Linked DNA regions of Homo sapiens: region 1 is linked to region 2. A link is a contact called in ENCODE Hi-C or POLR2A ChIA-PET data. All regions are on one chromosome and are shown on one strand. The core of a region is the stretch at or near the end of the contact, and the rest is flanking DNA. Distances in the headings are between cores, read along the strand shown. Region 1 holds the start of SPACA3 (sperm acrosome associated 3). Region 2 holds the start of MYO1D-DT (MYO1D divergent transcript).

Region 1 (7,145 bases), core at 1,785-4,284, 110 kb before region 2:
CAAAAAGCCCTTCTCCCTGGAAGCCCAGCCTGCCCGTCTGGTTTGACCTCCCTGCCCTGTCATCATTGGCTGTGTGTGGCCAGTCCCCCAAATCACAGAGGACATTAGCACCTGGGTGTCACAGCATCAGGGCTCCTTCATCTCCCCAGACCTAGTCCCCTCCAGTTCCTCTGTGTCTCAGCCAGTCCCTCCCCTGCCCTGGTCATCCCTGCTTCTTGTCCTCACCCGCATTTCCCCACCTCTGTGAGCTCCTATCCCACTGCCCACCACCTCTGACAAGCCTTCCCATGCTTCTCTTGACCTCTGCGCCTCCACACCTGCTCTCCACCTTCACAGAGTCAAAAAGTGAAAGAGTTGTACAAACTCTTGTTTGTGCCAATTGGTGTCCCTGGTCTCCAACCTCCACGGGACCTTGAATGCCCCCGAGGATGACAAAGTGGTTGAGGTCATGGCTTTGCAGCAAGGTTCGGGTTGGAAGCCCCCCTCTGCTCCTTGCTCCATCTCTGATTTTGGGCCCTCCCTGAGGCTTGTTTCTTCCTCTATAAAATGAGGACGTGAGTAACACCTGCCTCATATGATTGTTGGAAGAATAAATGAGAAAAGGCGTGGGCACAGCGTAGCTCTTGGCACTAAAAATAAGTGAGTTGTTGTTTCTGTTATGAACTACAACTAACACTGGTACTCGCGCTTGTCTCTGCTCAGACTTCTCTCTCCCATTTCCCTCACAGGAAATGAAAACCCTCAGTATTGTCCTTTAGCACGCCACGCTGTCCCACCCCTTGGCTCTCAGAACATGATCTCGTCTCCTGCTGCACTAAGAAAAGCAAGGTGCTCACTTGTGGAATTTCTTCCTCTTTCTGCCTTAGCCCTGCTCACTTGCAAACTCATCAGTAGCCTCCTCGCCCTCATCTCCACCCCGTCATTGTTTGGGTACGGGGCCTCCAATCTCATGCAGGCCCATCTTCCCTCTAAGCTCTAGATTTGTCCTTCCCATCACCAAGCCTTGCTCCATCCGTTGTCCCTCCTCTCCCGGCGCGCTAGCACCGTTCCCCTCCTGCTCCTCCTTCCCCTGCTCGTAGAGACTTTCTCAGTCTCCATCTTCTAAATGCCTTCCCTCAAGTCTCATGCTGACTGCTACTCCCTTGTCTCTTTCCCCCTCTTCTCGCCCAAACTCCTGGGGAAAATCGCCACTTTCTCCCTCCCGCTTGTTTTCCAACCTGGTGAATTGGCCTCCCTGCCATCACCGCGCGCTGAAACTGCTCTGCGGGTCCAAGGAGGCCCCCTTCGACTCTGTCTCATGGGAGCTCTCAGCTGTACTCATGCCGTCCGCCACCCGCTGTTGAAAGGCTTGCCTCTCCTGGTTTCCACGATGCTCCCTTCTCCCAGGTTTCCTCCTCCCTCTCTGGCTGACTCTCCTCCTTATCCTCCGTGGAATTCACTTCTGCCCAGGCCATAAACGCTGATATGCTTTCTAAGGCCTTCCTGCCTTGAGCCCTCTTCTCTTCCACTTTGAGGAAACCCCCTGGGCAGCCCTGCTGTTAGCCACCGCCTGAAGGCTGGCAACCCCTGTGGCATCTTCCCCAAGACCTCAGAGGCAGCTACTGGCAGGACACTTCCACTTGAATGCCCTGCAGGCACCTCAAACCCAGCACATCTAAACAGAACCACTGTTTCCATCAATGCCTTCTTCTGCCTTGTGACTTTCCTTATGTGCTTTAAAACATGATGGGCCACACATTTACCCAAACTGGAAATATGAATGTCATTCTTCACTCCTTCCCCATGACATCTTTCACCCAGTTCCAACCAATCAGTCCCAATGTCCTGTGGATTCCACCTTCCCTCCGAGAGCACCGTCCTTTCCTAGGTTCACACCTCCATCCTGGCTTCCTTCATGGTCTTCTTGTATCATGTCTCAACCACTCTTCCAAGCTATTCTATACACATCCATCAGAACAAATTTGTTAAATGAAAAGCCCAGCCCTGTGACACCTTGGATGGCTCCCACCATAACTGCCCCTTCGAGGTCCACACGGCCCTTCACGACCCTTCACAGCCCAGCCCTGCGGCCCACTCCCTCATTCACACGTTATGTTTCAGCAGTGCCACCTTGTTCTCTCACAATGACCTTGCTTTCTAGAACATTCACCCTCTCCTTTCCTCTACATGGTTAACTCTGACTCATACTTGAAGGGTCTTATCAGAGGTGTGTTCCCCAGTGAGAGTCTCCTGGCATGCCACCACCCCCCACACTCTCACACACCCGATCTTCCACATCCTCTGTCACACGAGGCTGGAATAGATGTCAGTCTTTCCCACCACAAAGTTAACTTCTGAAGAACGGCGGCTGGTCTTATTTATCTGCATGTCTTATTTATCTGCAGAGTTGCTGGCATGGAGTAGCTGCTCTGTGGCTGCTTCTGAAACTCAAGTCCACAAAAGGCGTGGCCACAGGGACATGAGACCTTCTTCTCACCGCGAGGGGAGTGAGAAGGAGGAGGCAGCCAACCTGGTGGAGTTTGTCAAGTCTTTGAACACTGTGCCAGGCCTTTCCCAGAGCTTTTCCAACTTAATCTCATCCAATCCTCTCAGCAATTGAAAGGTGTGGGGTTAATATCCCTAAGTTGTAGAGGAGGAAACTAAATTGACTGCTACACATGGACTGTTTTTGATTTTTTTTTTTTTTTTTTTTTTGTAGAAAAGTGACTTAAAAGGAATTCCATCCTGAGCATTTCACAACAGCTCCAGAGTTTCTCTCTCTCTCTCTCTCTCCTCTCTCAGCTGGTCACTCTTCCAGGCCAGGATAACCCCACCCTAACCACCACCTTGTTTTTCTCCACCTGGTCTCTGGCCAGACCAACCCAGCGCCCCTGTTAACAGCCCCAGGAAGAAGGGAAAGGGGGCTCACTGATCAGGGGTGCTCCCCGCAGAGCTGAGACCATGGTGACAATGGCAGCAGCAGCAGTGGCTCAAAACCCTGCTTCAGCTCAAGATGTCCCCCACAACCTTGCCAGGGCCCCAGGCACCCAGTGTTAAGAGAACAATGGGGAAGGCAGGCTCCAGGCCAACGGAGGGCCTTCTAGAACTCCAGCTCTGTGAGCTCATCTTCCACAAACAGCGCCACCACAGAGCTTTGACTAGCCCACCTGAGCCCTTCCACTCAGGGTCCAGAGGCAGAGCAGGATATCTAATCCCAGCCCCCTTGCACATCTCTGCCCCACACACACACACACATACACACATGCGCGCGCGCACACACACACACACACACACACACACACACACACTACACTGAGGGATGACACTTCCTCTCCCAACAGATCTTTCAGATGATTATCCAGGGATAATGGTAGACACCTAGGGATGGTGATGGATGTACAGAGATGGTGATGGGTACCCAGGGATGTTAACAGGTGTGCAAGGACAGTGGTGCGTGTGCAAGGATGGTAGTGGGTGCCCAGAGATGGTGGTGTGTGTGCAGGGATGGTAGTGGGTGCACGGGGATGATGGTGGGTGCCCAGGGATGGTGATAGATGTGCAGGGATGGTGGTTGGTGCCCAGAAATAGTGGTGGATATGCAGGCATTGTGGTGGGTGCCCAGGGACAGTGGTGGGTGTGCAAGAACAGTGGTGGATGTGCAAGGATGGTAGTGGGTGCCCAGGGATGGTGGCAGATATGCAGTGATGGTGGTAGGTGCCCAGGCACAGTGGTGGGTGTGCAGGGACAGTAGTGGGTGCCCAGGGATGGCAGTGGGTGCCCCAGGATGGTGGTGGGTGTGCAGGGATGTTGGTGGGTGCCCAGGCACAGTGATGGGTGTGCATGGATGGAAGTGGGTGCCCAAGGATGGTAGCAGGTGCCCCAGGATGGTGGTGCATGTGCAGGGATGGTGGTGGGTGTTCAGAGACAGTGGTGGATGTGCAGGGATGGTAGTGTTGGGTGCCCAGGGATGGTGGTGGATGTTCAGGAATGGCGGTGGGTGCGCAGAGGCAGAGGTGAGTGTGTAGGATGGTGGTCAGTGTGCAGGTACGGTGGTAAGTGTGCAAGGATAGTGGTAGATTCCCAGAGATGGTGATGTGTGCCCAAGGATTGTGAGGGATGTGCAGGGATGGGGGTAGGTGCCCAGGGATGGTGGTGGGTTCCTAGGGATGGTGGTGGTTGCCCTCTGCTTTTCCAGGCTGCCCATCTCACCATGAAGCTCCTTTGAGTGCCAGAAAGTTCTTCCTTAATGCTGAGCCACAAGCCACTCCCTTCTCCACCTGGATGATGGCCATTCAGTGTGGACAGGTGCAGGGCAAAGGTTACCCTATTGACCCTAAAACTTAAAGGACAGAGAATTGGAAGGAAAGGGCATGTGGTGCCCACGTCTGTGTCCCACAGGAGCCTGAGTCCCACAGCACAGCAGCTAGAGCATAGGCTTTGGGGTCAGGCTGACCAGGGCTGAACACAGGCGCTAGTGACTTCCAGGTGGATGACCTAGAGAAAACAGCCTCACTTTCTGATTCCTTGATTCTCAAGCGGGGATGACAACACCAACCTCACAGGGTACTAGGAAGGCTCAATGAAACAGCAACAAAGTGCTTAGTACCCCAGGTGCTCAATAAATAATAGTAATTACTACTAAGTGCAGAGCACAGCCATAAAAGTGTCTGGTTGCACCATGTCCACCCTATCTGTCTGGGCCCCACCCCAGGACAACCAAGTTAAAATTGAGGGATGGCCCAGCATCAGCACCAGTATTTTTTTCTTTCATTTTTTTATTGAGGTAAGAACACTTAGTAGGAGATCTACCCTCTTAACATATATTTAATATGCAATCCATTATTGTTGACTGTAGAGGACACTGCTGTACAGCAGCTCTCTTGAGCTCATTCATCTTGCCTGACTGGATTTTCTTTTTTTTCTTTTTTTCTTTTCTTTTTTTTTTTTTGTTTTTTGTTTTTTGTTTTTTGAGATGGAGTTTCACTCTTTTGCCAGGGCTAGAGTGAAGTGGCATGATCTCGGCTCACTACAACCTCTGCCCCCTGCGTTCAAGCTATTCTCCTGCCTCAGCCTCCCAAGTAGCTGGGATTACAGGCATGCACCACCACGCCTGGCTAATCTTTGTATTTTTAGTAGAGACAGGGTTTCACCATGTTGGCCAGGCTGGTCTCGAACTCCTGACCTCAGGTGATCCACCTGCCTTGGCCTCCCAAAGTGCTGGGGTTACAGGCGTGAGCCACCACACCCAGCCACCTGACTGGATCTTTATGCTCATTGATTAGTAACTCCCTGTTTTCTCCTCCTGCCAGCCCCTGGTGACCACCATTCCTCTCTTTGATTCCATGAATTTGACTATTCTAGGTACCTGATAAAAGTAGAATTATTTCCTTTTCTGTAACTGGCATATTTCACTTTGCATATTGTCCTTAAATCTCATCCATATTGTTGCATATGTCAGAAATTTCTTCTTTTTTAAGCCTGAATAGTATTCCACTTTGTGTGTATACCACATTTTCTTTATCCATTCATCTGTGTGTGTTAGCTCATTTTGCATTGCCATAAAGGAACATCTGAGGCTGGGGAACTTAATAAAGAAAAGAAGTTTATTTGGCTCACAGTTCTGTAGGCTGTACAGGAAATATGGTGCCAGCATCTGCTGGGCTTCTGCGAGGCCTCAAGAAGGTTTTACTCATGGTGGAAGGTGAAGGGGGAGCAAGCATGTCACATGGCAGGAGAGGGAGCAAGAGAGATGGAAGGAGATGCCAGGTTCTTTTAAACAACCAGCTCTTGCATGAACTAATAGGATGAGAGCTCACTCATTGCCACAAGGCCAGCACAAAGCCATTTATGAGGGATCCACCACCATGACCCAAACACCTCCCAATAGGACCCACCTCCAACACTGGAGATCACATTTCAACATGAGATTTGGAGGAGACACATGTCCAAACCATATCACAGTGGATGGACACATGTTTCCACCTCTTGGCTTTTGTGAACAATGCTGCAATGAACATGTGATATTGTTTGGCTCTGTGTCCCCACCCAAATCTCAACTTGAATTGCAATCCCCATGTGTCAAAGGAGGAAGTTTTAATTCCCACGTGTCAAGGGAGGGAGGGGATTGGACCATGGGAGGGTTTCCCCCATGCTGGTTTCATGATAGTGAGTGAGTTCTCATGAGATCTAATGGTTTTCTAAGCATCTGACATTTCTACCGCTTGCACTTCTCTCATTTGCCACCTTGTAAAACGTGCCTGCTTCCCCTTCAGCCATGATTGTAAGTTTCCTGAGCCACCTCCACCAGCCATGTGGAACTGTGAGTTAATTAAATCTCTTTCCTTTATAAATTACCCAGTTTTGGGTATTTCTTTATAGCAGTGTGAAAATGGACTAATACAGTAAATTGGTACCAATGTAGTGGGGCACTGCTATAAAGATAACTTGAAAATGTGAAAGCAATTTTGGAACTGAGTAACAGGCAGAGGTTGGAACAGGTTGGAGGGCTCAGAAGAAGACAGGAAGATGTGGGAAAGTTTGGAACTTCCTAAAGATTTGTTGAATGGTTTTGGCCAAAATGCTGATAGTGATATGGACAATGAAGCCCAGGCTCAGGCGGTCACAGATAGAGATGAGGAGCTTATTGGGAACTGGAGCAAAGGTCACTATTGCTATGCTTTAGCAAAGAGACTGGTGCCATTTTGACCATGCCCTGGAGATCTGTGGAACTTTGAACTTGAGAGAGATGATTTAGGGTATCTGGCAGAAGAAATTTCTAAGCAGCAAAGCATTCAAGAAGTGACCTGGGTGCTCTCAAAAGCATTTAGTTATACGCATTCACAAAGACATGGTTTGGAATTTTAACTTATGTTTAAAAGGGAAGCAGAGCATAAAGGTTTGGAAAATTTGCAGCCTGACCACGTGGTAGAAAAGAAAAACCCAGTTTCTGAGGAAGAATTCAAATGAGCTGCAGAAATTTGCATAAGTAACCAGGAACCAAATGTTAGTAGCCAAGACAATGGGAAAAATGTCTCCAAGGCATGTTAGAGATCTTCAAGCCAGCTCCTCTCATCATAGGCCTGGAGTCCTAGGAGGAAAAAATAATTTTATGGGCAAGGCCCAGCACCCTGCTGCTTTGTGCAGCCTTGGCACTTGGTGCCCTGCAT
Region 2 (6,244 bases), core at 1,493-3,992:
TGTCTTTTTCAGGAGACCATATCAGGAGGCTCATGGTGTCTGTGTGTCTCATGATTGGGGATATAAACTTTTATTTGTTTTATTTTTTGTATATTTTAAACTGTAACAAAAACATGCATCTCCAAATGTGTTTCTATTCAAATTTTATCACAAAGAACATTCATAATGAGCTAATCTGCTCTAGGTTACCTTGACTGAATGCAGACCAGAGTATTCAGTCTCTCCTGCCGGCTGTGCATATACCTGAACTTTGCTCAAGTGTGTCATTGATTAATAATGTTGTAACTGCACATTGGCCTAGAAATGCTGAATGTAAAGTTGTATGGGTAACAAATTACTGCTTAGTTATACAAACAAGAATTTGCTTGACACAGTACAATGAAAACAACATACAAAAGTAAACTGGAATCCTGAGGCTAATAGTGAGCCCCATTGAGCAGATTTGGGTTCATCATGAGAGCATCAATGCCTAATTTTATACTAATTTGGACTTATACAAGAAATTAATAAAATACCCTTTGCATATGTTGTATATGTGTTTTATATGTTGGGTTCCTATATAAGATGTTGATTAAAATGAGGATCTCTTACTTTGGCCATTTGGAAACCACATTGTATCCCACCATAGCTCCTAACCACTGTACAATTTCTGCAACTCTCTCATCATCTGCAAGCCGTGATGTTTCTTTTCCTGGTACCTGGGATTTTGCCCTAATTTTTAACACCTACAGAGCTCAGGGAACACACATATATAATTTACCAAAAGGTTTTGGGGTGTGGTCCCTGGATGCTCCAAAGTGCATACAGTTTGAGATTTCTTTCTTTCCTTCTTGAAGTTCAGTTCTGCTTATGTTAAAACATGCCAATACAAACATTAGGAATACAACCATACCCTATGCAATAACCTACTTAGCCACTGACCGACACCTCCACAAATGACCCAACCATAGGACAGTCCTACCTTATTCCAGAGCTTTTATTCCACAAATGAGGACACTGATATCGAGACAGGTGGATCTCCTCCTTCTGAAGGACAGCTGCTAACGGTAGTCAGATGCAACCCAGCTCTGCTGGTGCCAGGGATTGGGGTGGTTTTCTGATGGCAGAGGCAGTCCCTCAGGAGGTGACAAAGCTCCTTTCCTTTCTCTTAGCAAGTGTGGGTGGCTGGCAGCTGAAGCAGGCCTTGGGCAAGGTCCTTCAGTCTGGTTTACTCATCTCAAACTCAGCCAGAGTTGAAGCCCAGCCAGGTCCTTGGAGGCCTCTAGATTTCCTCGTAGATTTTGTAATAGAAGATGTCCTAACAGAAACACAGGACTGAATAAATGTAGATACCTTAGAAAGTCATTTATTTAAAAAAAATAGCTGGGCATGGTGTCATACACCTGTAGTCCCAGCTGCTCAGGAGGCTGAGGCTGGAGGATTGCTTGAGCCCAGGAGTTTGAGGTTGCAGTGAGCTGTGATTGCACCACTGCACTCCAGCCTGGGTGACAGAGGGAGAATTTGTCTCCAGAAAAAGAAAAAAAAAAAAAAAAGAAAGAAAGTCATTTGTAGTATATTTTCTTTGGGAAAATACATTGAGTTCAAAAAGAATTTTCCAAGCTCAACCAATGTATCAATAAATTGGAGACTACTTACAACTCACTTCATTCCACTGAACCAGTATGGATTTCATATTTATATATGCAAAGTAGTACAATAGTTATTTGGTGGATGCAAAAAGAATGGTCCCATGCTCAAGACATCCGCAATAATCCTGGAGAGATGATACAAAGATATATTAAAAACTTAATAATCATATAAGGTAATGTCTGATGACATGCTCGGATGAGTGGAAGAGAAAATGGGCCACTGAAGAATGGAGGTAGTCAGACGTGGTTGAACGCTGCGGCTCCTAAGTCAAATGACCTGCGTGAAACCGCAGCTGCTCCACTTCCTAGTCGTATGGCAAGTTTCTTAAAAGTTCTCTAAGGCGCTGAGAACAGCTCTGGGCATTTTTGGTGCCCCAAAAATGTTAGCCATTATTATTACCTCTCAGTCTGTGCTTGAACCACCACTTCAAGAATGGGCAGGGTGTGAGTAGAGAGGCGGGAGTGGGTTTTGGAGCAGGGTGACAGAATCATAATGAATTGTCCTCGCGAAAAGCTCCACGAACTACTTTTCTAACTTTGTTGGCAGCTACCAAGTGTGGGCGGCAGGCGGCCATCCTCTTGGCCGCCTGAGATCCCAGCGCCTGTCCCCAGGGGGCGCTGCCACCCAGCTGCCGCCGCCCGGCCCAGCGCGCGTCCCCGCCGCCCACCCGCGCGTGCGCGCCGCCCAGGTGAAGAGGCGGCGGCCAGGGCCGCGGCTGGGGCGGGCTCCTCAGTGGGCCGGGAGGGGCGGAGCCGGGAGGCCCGGGCGGGGCGGAGCCGGGACGAGCCCCAGGCTGGAGGCGGGACCAGCCGCTGCCGTCTCCGTCTCGGTGTCCCGGCCCCTACAGCGCCCGGCAGCCGCGGCGGGAGGAGCGGAAACTGTCGGGTGCGTCCCGTTCGGAGCCGCGCCGGCCGAGAAGGCGCCGAGGAGCAGCGAGGCGGCCTCTGTCCGGCCCGGACCCGCCGAGCGGCGTGCGCGCCCCCTCCCCGTAGCCTCGCGGCGCGGCCTCGCCCCGGCCCCTCCCGAGCTCATCGCGGGCCCACGGAGCGGCCCCGGAGGCCCGAGCGCGCCCACCTGAGCCCCCGCGCTGGCGCCATGGCGGAGCAGGAGAGCCTGGAATTCGGCAAGGCAGACTTCGTGCTGATGGACACCGTCTCCATGCCCGAGTTCATGGCCAACCTCAGGCTCAGGTGAGGGCGGAGCGGCCGCGCGCAGGGGCGCGAGGCTGCGCTTTCCCGAGAGGGGGCGCCTCGGGGCGCGGCCGGATCCGGGGTGTCGGGAGCGCCCAAGCTCCAGGGATGGAGGCGCGGCCGGGCTGCGGTGTCCGGGGGTCTGCCAAGCTCCGCGGCTGCGCTTTCCCGAGAGCGGACGCCCCTGGGGTGCGGCCGCTTTGGGGTGCGGGGGGCGTGTCGAGCTCAAGGGCCGCGCTTCCCTGAGAGGGGAGCCCTGGGCGCTGTCCGGGGTTTAGGTGCAGAGGGTGTGCCGCGCGGGAGGGCGCGCTTCCCCGCGCCAGGTGAGGGATGTGGGCGGGCCGGTGACCTCATGGAAACTGAAGGGAAATAACTTGAACGAGAGTTGCGGTGGCCCCGAAGGCCCTAGGAGGACTGGAGGATTATTTTGGAGAGAGGCTGGCGTCTCATCCCGGCTTTACACTTGCTTCTTTTCTTTCTTTCTTCGCCCTTCTTTTTTTTTTCCTCCTGGCGTAGTTCCATCCTGTCATTCAGGATGCTATGGAGTGATCCCTGAGCTGTCTGTTCCGGGACACTGGCTATTTTTTTAGTTACTCTCTAAACGTAATTAGACACGTTTCCAGACATCGAAGAGACTGCTGTACTTGCCAGTGCCAAGATAAACTGTCTGAATTTGACAAGACGTTCATGGTTTTGGTTTTTTTCAAGGAGTTAGTGGATGGAGCTCTTGTGTTATTAACATCCTTGAGAACGTAGTCACAACTCAACGCCCCAAAATGGGCTTCCAAGATGTGGATTTGTTTTAGAAAGCCCTTTACATGCGATTATTTCACCCTTGATAGAGTAATATGTAAACAGTTTTAAAGTAGTTTGACTTAAACATTAAAGTAAGTGGAATTTCAAAATAGCTGAGTTTTGGTGTGCGTGTGTATGTTTCCCTGCAAGCTTTGGCTGCATTTCTTCTAAGGTTTATAGCTAAACATCATTCCTTAAGCTTATAAAGTGAAAGTCATAATCTAGGCTTGGGTGCTTAACCCTAATTTCATTATTAACTACCCCTGTCAATCCAGTTGACAGGGGTCAATCAGGTTGATTACATACCAGCATAATGATAGGATGTTACATTTCTGATCAAGGTTTGGATGTACAACTTTTATAGAAATCACCCCAAATATTAATCAAAATGATATACCTCTACATCAGCTATAACCAATACCCATTATCATAGTGATTAAGAGTCAGACTGTTGAGATTCAAATTCTAGTTCCACTGCATTCTTGCTGTGATCTTTGAGCAAGTTACTTAACCTCTCTGTGCCTCAGTCTTCCCGTCTGTAGGATTGGGGTTGTCCTGAGGGTTAAATGAATTATTAATAATATGTGTATACATACTTCAAAGATTAGTGCCTGGCAAATCCATATTAGTAAAACTGTTTTAAGTTTTCCCAAGTGCACATAAAATAGATAAAGGGGTAAGTTACATAGCAATTTCATAGATTAAGGTTGTTTTAAATTAAGAGATTCTACTCCTCTCCCCCACAGGAAATAAGTTGTGTGCTTTGAGAAATGCCTTTATAATTTTGTCACTCTCAGTTATAATCATTTCAGTTTTTCAGACATTGGTACATTTATTATGTACATACTGTATACAAGACCATGTAGTAACAGTTGAATATGAAGCCTTTCATTTTAACCTCCATCTTTCACCTCCAGCAAATACATGGGCTTAGCCAGAGCTTTTGCAGAATTTTCAGAATTTGAAATTGAAGGCATAGAGTCTAACAGGGCTACATTAGTTTGTAGGACTACTCCTCTGTAATAGAATTAAAACTCTTGTGGTTTTTAAAAAGTAAATTGAGGGAAGGCACTTAGAATTTCTGCTTTTTTTTTTAAAGCATTAAGTCTCTTAAGTGTGAAGTTTGAATCTCAAAATAGATTACTAAGGTGAGCCTAACAACTCCTATGTGTACAGAAGAGAATGCTGCAATTTATTTATATTTATATTTATATTTTTTAGAGATGGGCCCTTAGAGTTGCTATGTTGAGCAGACTGTTCTTGAATTCCTGGCCTCAAGCAATCCTCCCATCTTGGCCTCCCAAAGCACTAGGATTATAGGTGTGAGCCACCATGCCCGGCCGAATGCTGCAATTTAATTCTACTGTGTGCAAGGTACTCTAGGAGATAAGCTAGGAGTATCCAAAGAACTACAAGATGTGCTGCTTACCTCTCGAAGAGGTGACATCTCAATGAAGACCTGGAGAAAGGTGGAATTTTCTATTGATTTAAAGAATAGTTCAAGAAAACAACATCAGGAGGCTGAGACAGAAGGATTGCTTGAGCCCAGGAGTTCAAAGCTGCCGTGAGCTATGATCACACCACTGTACTCCAGCCTGTGTAATAGAGCACGACCCTGTCTCTTAGAAGAAAAAGAAGAAAGAAAACAGAGAGAGACAGAGACACAAAGAGAGAGAGAGAGACAGAGACAGATAAAGAGGAAGGAAGGGAAGGAAGGAGAGAAAAGAAAAAAAGAAAGGAAAAGAAAGAGAAGATAAAAGCCTTATAAAGCTTAGGTGATTATTTGTCAAGTAATTATAGAAATTGTTCTGGAAGTTCAGAAGAGAGAGAGATACCTTAGGTTGACTCCAAAACACCTTATAGAGGAAGAGAGGAGTTGAGCTGAGTTCCAAAGGATGGGTAGGATTTGTAAAGGTGGACTCGTGGCTGGAGAGCATTCCAGGTGGATTAAGCAGCATGAGCAGGGGTTGGCGGCATGAAAGCTGACTCTGGGTGACAGTGAATAAGTTAAGTTGTTTGGAAGGGAAGGGGTTGGTGTTGTGGAGAGGTGGGAGGAATCACCAGCTCTCCATATGGCCATTGGCTAAGGCCCAGGTTTTTAGGTCTACCTTTATACCCAATCTCCACATCATTCAAAATCCTGGGTGTACAGATGTATATGTATTTGTATGTATCTCATCTGTGTGTCCTTGATGACTCTGAGAACTGGCTGTGGTTCTCATTGTACAGATCAGTGATTGTTCATGACTTACTTATACATTAAAATAGTTGGTTCCCTGTAGCCATAAACACAGTGCCAGCAAAGGGTAGCACCCTTACCCTCCTCTGAAACTATAAATTCTGACCCAGACAGAAAACAGTCCTCTCTTTCCTTTCACTTTGCAGAAGGTGACCAGAAACCCACCACTGCGTAATCCAGGTGCTGTTCTGTGATGTTGAAGTGTTTTTGTCTCCTGGAATATTGGTGGTTGGGCACATATTTCTGGTTGTATATAGCTGAAATTGAGCGTGTTTGGTCCATTGGTATATATGGATGTGTGAGTGAAATTCCCATGTGTGCTTGTACCTCATGACTCCTGCCCTCCCAAGCTGTAGTTCCTGCTCTTACTCCCCAGTCTGGAATGTCCTGT

What was found. Hi-C counts contacts between places; a loop is a spot of excess contacts on that map. ChIA-PET counts read pairs that join two places held with the same protein, here RNA polymerase II (POLR2A). Pooled maps may share reads with other maps.
Region 1: a map of ovary shows a loop between it and region 2 (2.1-fold over the local background). The contact joins the promoter of SPACA3 here to the promoter of MYO1D-DT in region 2. A Hi-C loop is called at or near these places in 5 of 168 maps with a recorded cell type or tissue (Caco-2, IMR-90, MCF 10A and 2 more), 6 of 37 single-sample maps with no recorded cell type and 11 of 50 pooled maps. POLR2A ChIA-PET finds 5 or more read pairs at or near these places in 2 of 52 experiments (Caco-2 and WTC11).

Annotation. Positions count from the first base shown.
Region 1 is chr17:32,987,736-32,994,880 of GRCh38, reverse strand. SPACA3 (sperm acrosome associated 3) reads right to left here and starts at 3,034. Exons shown (of 5, transcript NM_173847.5): 1 at 2,909-3,034. The coding sequence starts at 2,942.
Region 2 is chr17:32,873,353-32,879,596 of GRCh38, reverse strand. It overlaps MYO1D-DT (MYO1D divergent transcript), which reads right to left and starts at 2,742. Exons shown (of 4, transcript NR_184086.1): 1 at 2,704-2,742; 2 at 1,636-1,753; 3 at 962-1,297. MYO1D (myosin ID) reads left to right here and starts at 2,473. Exons shown (of 22, transcript NM_015194.3): 1 at 2,473-2,819. The coding sequence starts at 2,725. RefSeq lists silencers at 2,754-2,941, 2,148-3,137.